Regions from separate parts of the Homo sapiens genome. Here region 1 is linked to region 2. The links are chromatin contacts, found by Hi-C or POLR2A ChIA-PET in ENCODE. All regions are on one chromosome and are shown on one strand. Each heading gives the region's core, a stretch centred on a gene start or an enhancer-like site at or near the end of the contact. The rest is flanking DNA. Distances are from core to core; before and after follow the strand shown. Region 1 overlaps LOC101928053 (a long non-coding RNA gene). Region 2 has its middle 15 kb from the start of CTR9.

Region 1 (4,630 bases), core at 649-3,148, 89 kb before region 2:
TTCTGTTCTGACACATACTGATTAATGCCCAGGCTCATGATGTCTGTTCCACATCCTGCTCGATGCTGCCACTCACCTAGTGTGCTCTTCCCTTGTCCCCTTTCTTCCCTGAGGTCTCAGGTATGTAAGTCCTGGGAGAAATTGCACAGGAATGGGATGATGGGCCTTTTTTTTTTTTTTTTTTTTTTTTTTTGGATGAACTGTTGTTCTTACTCTTCTCCTTGTGCCTATTAGCAGTTTATCTTTCTGTGCATCTATCTGTAGTAGTGGGACCAGTGAAAATGGCAAGCATCTTTAGTCAGTGAGGAAAAAATTGTGTACTACTTTTGTCTAATCAGTACCATTTCTTCCTAATAATCTCCCTTGGAGAGATTATTATGCCAAATTAAAAATTTTTAATTAAAGTCAAGCTAAATTTCATATATCAATATATCACTCCACCTGCTAGTCTAGTCTCTGTTATAAAGGATTGGTTTGAAAGTGCATTAGTCTGTGCAGGCTGCTATAACAAAATACCATAAAACAGGTAGCTTTTAAGCTGCAGTAATTTAGTTTTGGCAGTTTTGGAGGCTGGAAAATCCAAAATAAAAACACCAACAGGCTGGGCGTGTGGCTCACACCTATATCCCAGCACTTTGGGAAGCTGAGGTGGGTGGATCACTTGAGGTCAAGAGTTGAGACCAGCCTGGCCAACATGGTGAAACCCCATCTCTACAAAAAATACAAAACAAATTAGCTGGGCATGGTGGTGGGCGCCTGTAATGCCAGCTGCTCAGGAGACTGAAGCAGGAGAATCGCTTGAACCTGGGAGGTAGAGGTTGCAGTGAGCCAAGATCATGCCACTGCACTCCAGCCTGGGCTACAGAGTGAGACTCCATCTCAAAGAAAAAAAAAAAAAAACACCAACAGATTCAGTGTCTGATGAGGGCCCTTGTTCTGATACATAAATTGTGCCTTCTTGATGTACCCTCACATGGCAGAAGGAGCAAACAAGCACCTCGGGCCTCTTTCATGAGATAATTAATCCCATTGATGAGGGTTCTGTCCTCAGGATTTAATTACCTCCCACTAAGGGCCCCCATTTCTTAATACAGTCAGCTTGGGGGTTAGAATTTCAACGTATGAATTTAGGGGAGACACAAGCTTTCAGACCGTAACAGAGAGGTGTTTTTCTTGTTTTTTTTGGTTTTTTTTTTTGTTTTTTTTAAGGCATATTCTCAGTTTGGGTGTGGTGGCGTGTACCTGTGGCCCTGGCTACTCAGAAGGCTGAGGAAGGAGGATCCCTTGAGCCTGAGAGTTTGAAGGTATAGTGAACTATGAACATGCCATTGCACTCCAACCTGAGCAACAGAGAAAGATGCTGTCTCTAAAAAAAATGATAAATGAAAAATAAAAATAATAGGCCACGTTTATTGTTACTTGTCAGTATTTATATTATTCCTTTGATCAAAAGGAACAGGCTTTTTAGGAGCAGGATTTGATGGGTGGAGTTAGGGGGAAGTTTTAAAATTCTCTTGATTGAAGCATGGTGTGACCACAATTGATTTATCAATTTCTGAACTTGGCCTTCTGGATCCATCTGTTCCTCACCCCCATCTCCCTCCCATGCCTATTTTTGTCCTTGGCTTTTAATCTTTCTCTTCCTCCTTCTCTTCTTGGTCTCGCTCTTGCTTACACTCTCTGCAATTTTTGCATAGCATAAAGGCACCCAGTGAAGGGTTTAAGATCTTCTGAAATCTACTGTACCATATCCACTAAACAAGCTTTGGGTATTGGTGAGTGAGTTTGCCCCAGTCTACAGGCTAGCAGAGGCCCTACCTGATTCCTGGCTTACTATTAGCCCACTGCCAATTTATACGTGTATAGTGACTCTCCAGCCTAGTGTGACACTTCCTGTTTTTGGTTCTTGGGTCGGGCAGATATCTAGCTCTGGTTTAATGTATTGTGGAGTTATCCTGGGGCATTTTTCTGATTGACTTGAGATCGTATGAGTGCTAGTATAGCATATAGGCTCTATAACCCATACTGCCTAGTCTCAAATCCCAACTCTGTCATGTACTCATTTCTCTGTGCCTCAGCTTCCTTGTCTGTAAAGAGAGAATAGTAATATCAACCATCTCCTGTGGTGGTGTATACATGTAAAACACTTAGAAAAGTATAAAAGATGGTAAGCACTTAGTGTTTATTGATTATGAGTTCACCCATGATCTTGTTGGAGAGAGACCCACGTCACTTCTACCACCCTAATAATTTAACAAATGTTTATTGAATGACCATAATGTATCACACACTATGCTGGGAAGAACATAGAGATGAAGCAAAAACTAATGCTAACTTCAATGAGCAACATTTGGTTTATAGATAGTAATGATGGCAAAGGAGTAGCTTTTTATTTAAATAATCATTTATAGGCCAGATGAGGTGGCTCACGTCTGTAATCCCAGCACTTTGGGATGTTGAAGTGAGGGGATTGCTTGAGCCCTGGAGTTCAAGACCAGGCTGGGCAATATCGCCAGACCCCATCTCTTAAAAAAAGTAGTTCTTTACTGTTGCCTCTATTGACTCTTGAATGCAAGAAAGAACATTTGCCCTTTGACTTCTAATATTATCTTATATTCTCTCTTCTTCAAAAGATCAGAAGCACATGCTGTAAACATCAATCATGATCATCTTTGTCTCCCTTATCAGATTGTCAAAATTATATCTTTTCCTATTTTCCTGCATACCTTATCTTTTTCCTAAATTCTCAGTTCTCCAAGTTCTCAGAAATCATAACTTCAGACCTTGAAATGATGACTCTGTTCCACCCCCATCCGGCTTTTATATGAAATACATGTGTATATATAGGTAAAGACGGAGTCTTGCTATGTTACCCAGGCTGGCCTCAAATTCCTGGGCTCAAGCCTTCCTCCAATCTTGGTATCCCTTTGAGTACAGGCGTGAGCCCCTGCCCCCTGCCCCTACTCTGGTTTTGTTTTGGTGGTTTGTCAGTATATATGTGTTTGCCTTTGGGCTACACATAAATGTAGAAAGGTGAGCTGTAACCAGAAAGACATCACCGAATTTACCATTGAAATGTCTTCATTTAAGTCCGTTTCTCAACAGTTGTTAGCCAGATCCAGCTGGATTTTATATCTGACTTGTGATCACGGTGAAAGAATGCAAAAAGGAGACACAGACTTTTAAAATGTTCTGTCCAGAAAAGAATAAGAACACTATCTAAAAAAACATGAAGTTCTAGTAAAAATGATGCTTGAGACAGAAAAAAGAATTTAAAAAGATACAGTGAATTAACTAAAAATAAAAGACAGTTCTTTGTTTGGTTTACCATTCTCCCCCCAAAATGGAGGGATATTTGTATATTTGTATATTCTGACAGGCACTTTCTCTTCTAAGGGAGGGAAGTAGTTAGAGGCCCTAGGCTCCACTGTAGAAATGTGATAATGGAGATGTGCAGTGCTCTAGGGCCAAGATTAGTCTCCGAGACAGCATTGGGTGACATTGTTTTACCGTAGTATTTTTGCTTTCTGTTTTGAGTTCCTTGTTGGTTCACAAATGTTCTCTTTTTCTCCACCTTTTATCTAATCAGTCACAATAAAATGTAACTGTCAACCAGAACAGTGTGTTTTTATAGCCAAGTGTTTTGGAAAAACCCTCAAACTGATTTTTCTCTGCTCTCATGCCAGCACAAGAACCATCAATCAGCACAGAAGACTTCTGTGACCCCAAACTATGTGGGGATTTCTCCCTAGCAACAAGCAAGCAATCAGTTTGGCAACAAACACTGACTGGATGTCTTCCAATTCAATTCCAACACTATCTACCTGGAAATAGTGTCTGATCCCACAGGGTAAGGGCTCAGCCCCCCAAAGATTGTCCTCTTTCCCTCTCCCAACACTGCTAGACACCAGTCACAGGTCTGGGGCCTCTGGAACTTCTGACAACTGGCTTCAAGTTGGGGTTCCCACAATCCCTCTTGGGGTTCAATTAATTGGCTATAGTGACTCACAGAACTCAGGGAAACATGTTTACCAATTTATTTTATTACAAAGGATACAGATGAAGAGATGCTCAGGGTGAGGTATGGGGGAAGGGGCACAGAACTCCCATGCCCTCCCTGGGCGAGCTGCCCTCCAGGAACTTGCATGTGTTCAGCTATCCAGAAGCTCTCTAAATCCAGTCATCCTGGCTTTTTATAGAAGCTTCGTGACGTTAGCATTCCTTCCCCCAGGGTATGGGATGGGACCCTCTCTGGAATGGTGGTCTTATGACCCACAATCAGATTACAGACCTGCCTTGGGGCAGGTGAAAGGAACACTGGAGAAAGTCAGAGAGGCCTAACATACCAACATTGTAACAAAAGACTGTAACAAGGACTCTGGGAGTTATGAGCCAGGAATCATAGATGGAAACCTATACATATGTGTGTATTTATATCTATTACTACATCAAGGAAAGGTTTCACACACTGGTATGAAACTGGAAATAATTAACAGGAGAAAACTTGGAAAATTTGCAAGTATGTGGAATTAACACTCCTGAACAACCAATGGGTCAAAGAAGAAATCAGAAATATCTTAAGACAAATGAAAATGGAAACACAACATACCGAAATTTATGGGATGTGGCT
Region 2 (4,289 bases), core at 797-3,296:
CAGATGTGGAACTTTAAAAAATATCATCGGCTGGATGCAGTGGGTCACACCCACAATCCTAGCACTCTGGGAGGCAGAGGCAGGAGGATGATCTGAGCTGAGGAGTTTGAGAACAGCCTGGACAACTTAGCAAGACCTTGTCTCCACAAAAAAACGTGTGTGTGTGCGTAAATGTGTAAATATTTGGGCTTATCTATATTATAAAGTCTCAGCAAGTGAGCAAGTGATACATTTGCTGAGATGGGGAAGGCAGGTTTGGGAGTGACAGAGCCAGGATTAAATCAGGGTTGAGACACTAAGTTTGACAGATCTGGGAAATCCAAAAGCTGAGAGTGGGCAGGTGGTTCTTTGATATGTGTGGATCTGGAGCCAGAAGGAGGGGTCTAGGTGGAGACACCAATCCAAATAGGAATGTTATTCAAAATCACAGGAATGCAGGAGATGATGGAGGAGAAGTAGAGTGTGGAGAGAGAAGAAAAGAGGGCCCAGGACCAGGCCCAGAGGAGCATCAGCATTTCGAGATGGGTGGAGGTGAAGAAGTCTGCAGGACACTGGTGAGCTGGTGTGGTACGGAGAGCTGGAGGGCATGATCTCCAAATCCCACTTCTTCTTTTTTTAAATTTTTATTTTTATTTTTTTGAGATTGAGTCTCACACTGTCACTCAGGCTGGAGTGCAATGGCATGATCTCTGCTCACTGCAACCTCCACCTCCCGGGTTCTAGCGATTCTCCTGCTTCAGCCTCCTGAGTAGCTGGAATTACAGGTGTCTGCCACCACGCCTGGCTAATTTTTTATATTTTTAGTAGAGTCGGGGTTTCACTATGTTGGCTAGGCTTATCTCAAACTCCTGACCTCATGATCTGCCTGACTTGGCCTCCCAAAGTGCTGGGATTACAGGTGTGAGTTACCATGCCGGGCCTTTTTTTTTTTTTTTTTTTTTTTGAGACGGAGTCTCCCTCTGTCACTCAGTGATGTGAAGTGATCTTGGCTTACTGCAACCTCCCCATCCTGGGTTCAAGCAATTCTCCTGCCTCAGCCTCCTGAGTAGCTGGGACTACAGGCACATGCCACCATGCCCAGCTAATTTTTTAATTTTTTTGGTGGAGACGGGGGTTTCACCATATTGGCCAGGCTGGTCTCGAACTCCTGACCTCAGGTGATCTGCCCACCTCGGCCTACCAAGCTGCTGGGATAACAGGTGTGAGCCAACGCCTCACAACCCCACTTCTCAACCCTTCCATGGCTCCCACAGCACTTAGAATAGAGTCCAAATCCCTTTCCATTCTCATCGAGGCCCTGCCCCCTCTGGCTAACCTCCAGCTATAGCTACTCCCTACCTCTATCACCTTTTCTGGGACCTTCACGACAGCCTTCTTGTGCCTCTCCCTGGAATACCCACCCCAAACCCCTTATCCCTTGGATGTGACTCGTGTTCATGCTTAAGTTGCCTCCTTATCTTCCCTGAAGCTTCCCCTTGTCTTAGTCTATCCCAGCATCTTACTGAGTTCCTTTATCATGATTCACAACTGTGTATTTGTGTATACAGAACAGTGAGCGCCATTTGGGCAAGGATAGTTTCTTTTTGTATCCTTAGTACCAACCCAGTGCCTAGCAAATAGTAGAGGTGCAATAAACATATGACTCATAAATGAATGAATAAGCCCTTTTAATCTTCACCCTGGTCCTGTGAGGTAGGGATTATAACCTCTGTTTTGCTTTAAAAAAAAATCGAGGACATGAGACTCTGAACGACTAGGAAACCGTTCACAGGTTCCAGCACACTGAGAAGTGATGGGTGGGTGAAAGTATTGGTGAACCTGTTCCAGCCTCCAGATCACAGAGGAACATGAAAAGGTTGGCCAAGAGCCCCCGGTGTTCTTGGTGGCTGGTGAGCCCCGGGGCTGTGTAGGCAAGGGCCCAGCAGAGGGCAGCAGAGGGCTGCACTGGACTGGGATCACCGGAGGGAGCAGGCCCTGGGCGGAGCAAGGGGTGGGCGGCCAGGCACTGGGCTGGGACTCGGGGAGATGACCTTGTTTTGTCTAATCCTTTGTAGGACTCTAGAGTGCGCTGATGGAGCGCTTGAGGCAACGTTCCTATTTGTGTTTACATGTGCTGATCCTCACCACAGAGTATAAGGAAGCCGTCTTTCTTACCGTGGGGCCCTTGTTGGAAATGTCACTAAGTTTCTCCAAGGAGGCGGGAGGAGAGGACAGAGGACGGGGGTGGGGGTGACGGAGGGCCCTGAGGTGGAATGGTGAGTACAAATGTGCAAATGAGATTTTTGGCCTTGGCTGCTAGGGGACAAACGTCCTAGGGTGGCCTCCAGCAGTTAGCGCCAGGCAGGGAGCTGGGAAGGCTCTGAGACAGCTGAGTGGGGGAAATAGGAGGTCATAATTGGTTCAGGGACATACATTGTCAGAAATGATTTTCTAGGTTTCTTATGCTCTCTGAATGGATTTCCTTTCTCTTCTCCTTTTTCGTTAGGAAAGTTGTTAAAATTTCCACCCTATCATCTATGCTTAGGGGAAAAGGGATTTTGCTCATAAACGGGGGCGAGGGTTGGGGGATGGGGGAGACCCTTGGGGGCCAGCAAGGTGGTAGCAGCAGAGTCAGAATGGAAGGCCCCAACAAGAATTATATAATGGACAATGGGGACTGGTGGGGGTGGAGGGAAGGTTGGGAGGGGAGTAGGGATAAAAGACTACATATTGGGTACAGTGTACATTGCTGGGGTGACGGGTGCAATACAATGTCAGAAATCACCACTGATGGACTTATCCATGTAACCAAAAACCGCCTATACCCCAAAAACTATTGAAATAAAATAAAATAAAATAAAATTTTAAAAAATAATGCAAGGCACACTTAGTCCAGCATATGGTCTTCTCAACTAATACAAACATACACACACACTTATATGCACAATCACAACATACATGCTTACACAGTCACATCATGTGTACAATACACTCTCATACCCACAAACACACACCTCACACACTGACACATCACACATACACACTGACACAACACAATACACCCACACCCACACCCACACTGAAGAAGGGTCTTTGGGGTGAATATCTGCAGTTGCCATTGCAGGTTCCCCCATCCTATTGTGGTTTAAGTCTAGGATCAAACCAACTCTTAGTTTCAGGGGTCAGTTCCAATTGGCCTAAACCCATCAACATAATCCCTGCCCCCTTGGCATTCCCTTGGCCACTGCGATTGTTTTAGGGGTGGGCATACAACCACACTGATCCCCCAGACATGAGTGAGGAAGCGCTGAGCCCTGGACGCTGTCAGCTGCCTTGTGCTACCTCAAGGAAAGGCTGGTTTAGAAAAAGCTGACTGGGAGGCAGAGGTGAGAAACTTTCAGACAAGCAGAGTTGCAGCCCCCAAAACACTGGGAGCTCTCAACAGCCCGTGCCAGAAGCCCACGTTACCTCTAAACTTTAGATTTTGTAAACCAATACATTGTTTTGGTTGTTTAAGGCATTCAAGTTGGATTTTCTTTCCCTTCCTCCCTTCCTTCCTTCCTTTCTTTCATCTCACTGTGTCACCCAGACTGGAGTGCAGTGGTATGATCATAGCTCACTATAGGCTCAAACTCATGGGCTCAAGCAATCCTCCCACCTCAGCCTCCTGAATAGCTAGGATTACAGGTGGGTGCCACTGCGCCCGGCCATTTTCTGTTTCTTATACCTGAAAATCTCAGAATGGATCTACTGCTCCCAGAACTTTTTTATGGGAAAGCCCAGGAGGGGTCCAGCCTCCTCTTTAAGGAGGACTGCTCCTTCCTCCCCCTCCTTTGTCCTCTTGGTCCTCAAAGTAACCGCATGCACCTGACACAGTTCTTGGAGCCTTATGCATATAACAGAGAAGAAGAAAATAGTATTTAAAACCATGGCCCACTGTAGCCGCTTTGCCTTAAAAAGGAAAGTGACACAATTGAAATCTGTAACAAATCTCTAAATAGATCTTGTTCCTTGCAGAGGCCAAGATGAGATTCCAGCCAATGTTTGGAAATTTCAAAGAGCAGGAAACCTAGGCTGACATGGTGGCTCTCAGGGCACAGGATTATTATTTATATATATAATATATTCAATTATATCAGTATATATTATATATATTTAAATGTATTCATTTAATGAGTGAATTAAGCACCCTAAAAAGTGAGCATTGCTTTCCCCATTTTACAGATTATGAATGAGGCTCAGAGACAGAATCACCCACTCAGCTACAAAGGGGTGGAACTGGGCTTCCAAGCCAGGGCTTCTTGGCTCTA

The links. Hi-C counts contacts between places; a loop is a spot of excess contacts on that map. ChIA-PET counts read pairs that join two places held with the same protein, here RNA polymerase II (POLR2A).
Region 1: POLR2A ChIA-PET joins it to region 2 with 12 read pairs in naive thymus-derived CD8-positive, alpha-beta T cell. The contact joins two enhancer-like sites. A Hi-C loop is called at or near these places in 1 of 168 maps with a recorded cell type or tissue (CD8-positive, alpha-beta T cell). POLR2A ChIA-PET finds 5 or more read pairs at or near these places in 4 of 52 experiments (AG04450, Caco-2, GM12878 and 1 more).

Annotation. Positions count from the first base shown.
Region 1 is chr11:10,822,324-10,826,953 of GRCh38, reverse strand. It overlaps LOC101928053 (a long non-coding RNA gene), which reads right to left. Exons shown (of 3, transcript NR_120540.1): 3 at 4,023-4,630. Among named protein-coding and RNA genes, the nearest start is that of EIF4G2, 16 kb to the right of the region's middle. Within about 2 kb of position 1,898, at least 2 of the 41 ENCODE cell types and tissues checked have a DNase peak (open chromatin) inside an H3K27ac peak, as active enhancers do.
Region 2 is chr11:10,733,613-10,737,901 of GRCh38, reverse strand. No RefSeq gene overlaps it. Among named protein-coding and RNA genes, the nearest start is that of CTR9, 15 kb to the left of the region's middle. Within about 2 kb of position 2,046, at least 21 of the 41 ENCODE cell types and tissues checked have a DNase peak (open chromatin) inside an H3K27ac peak, as active enhancers do.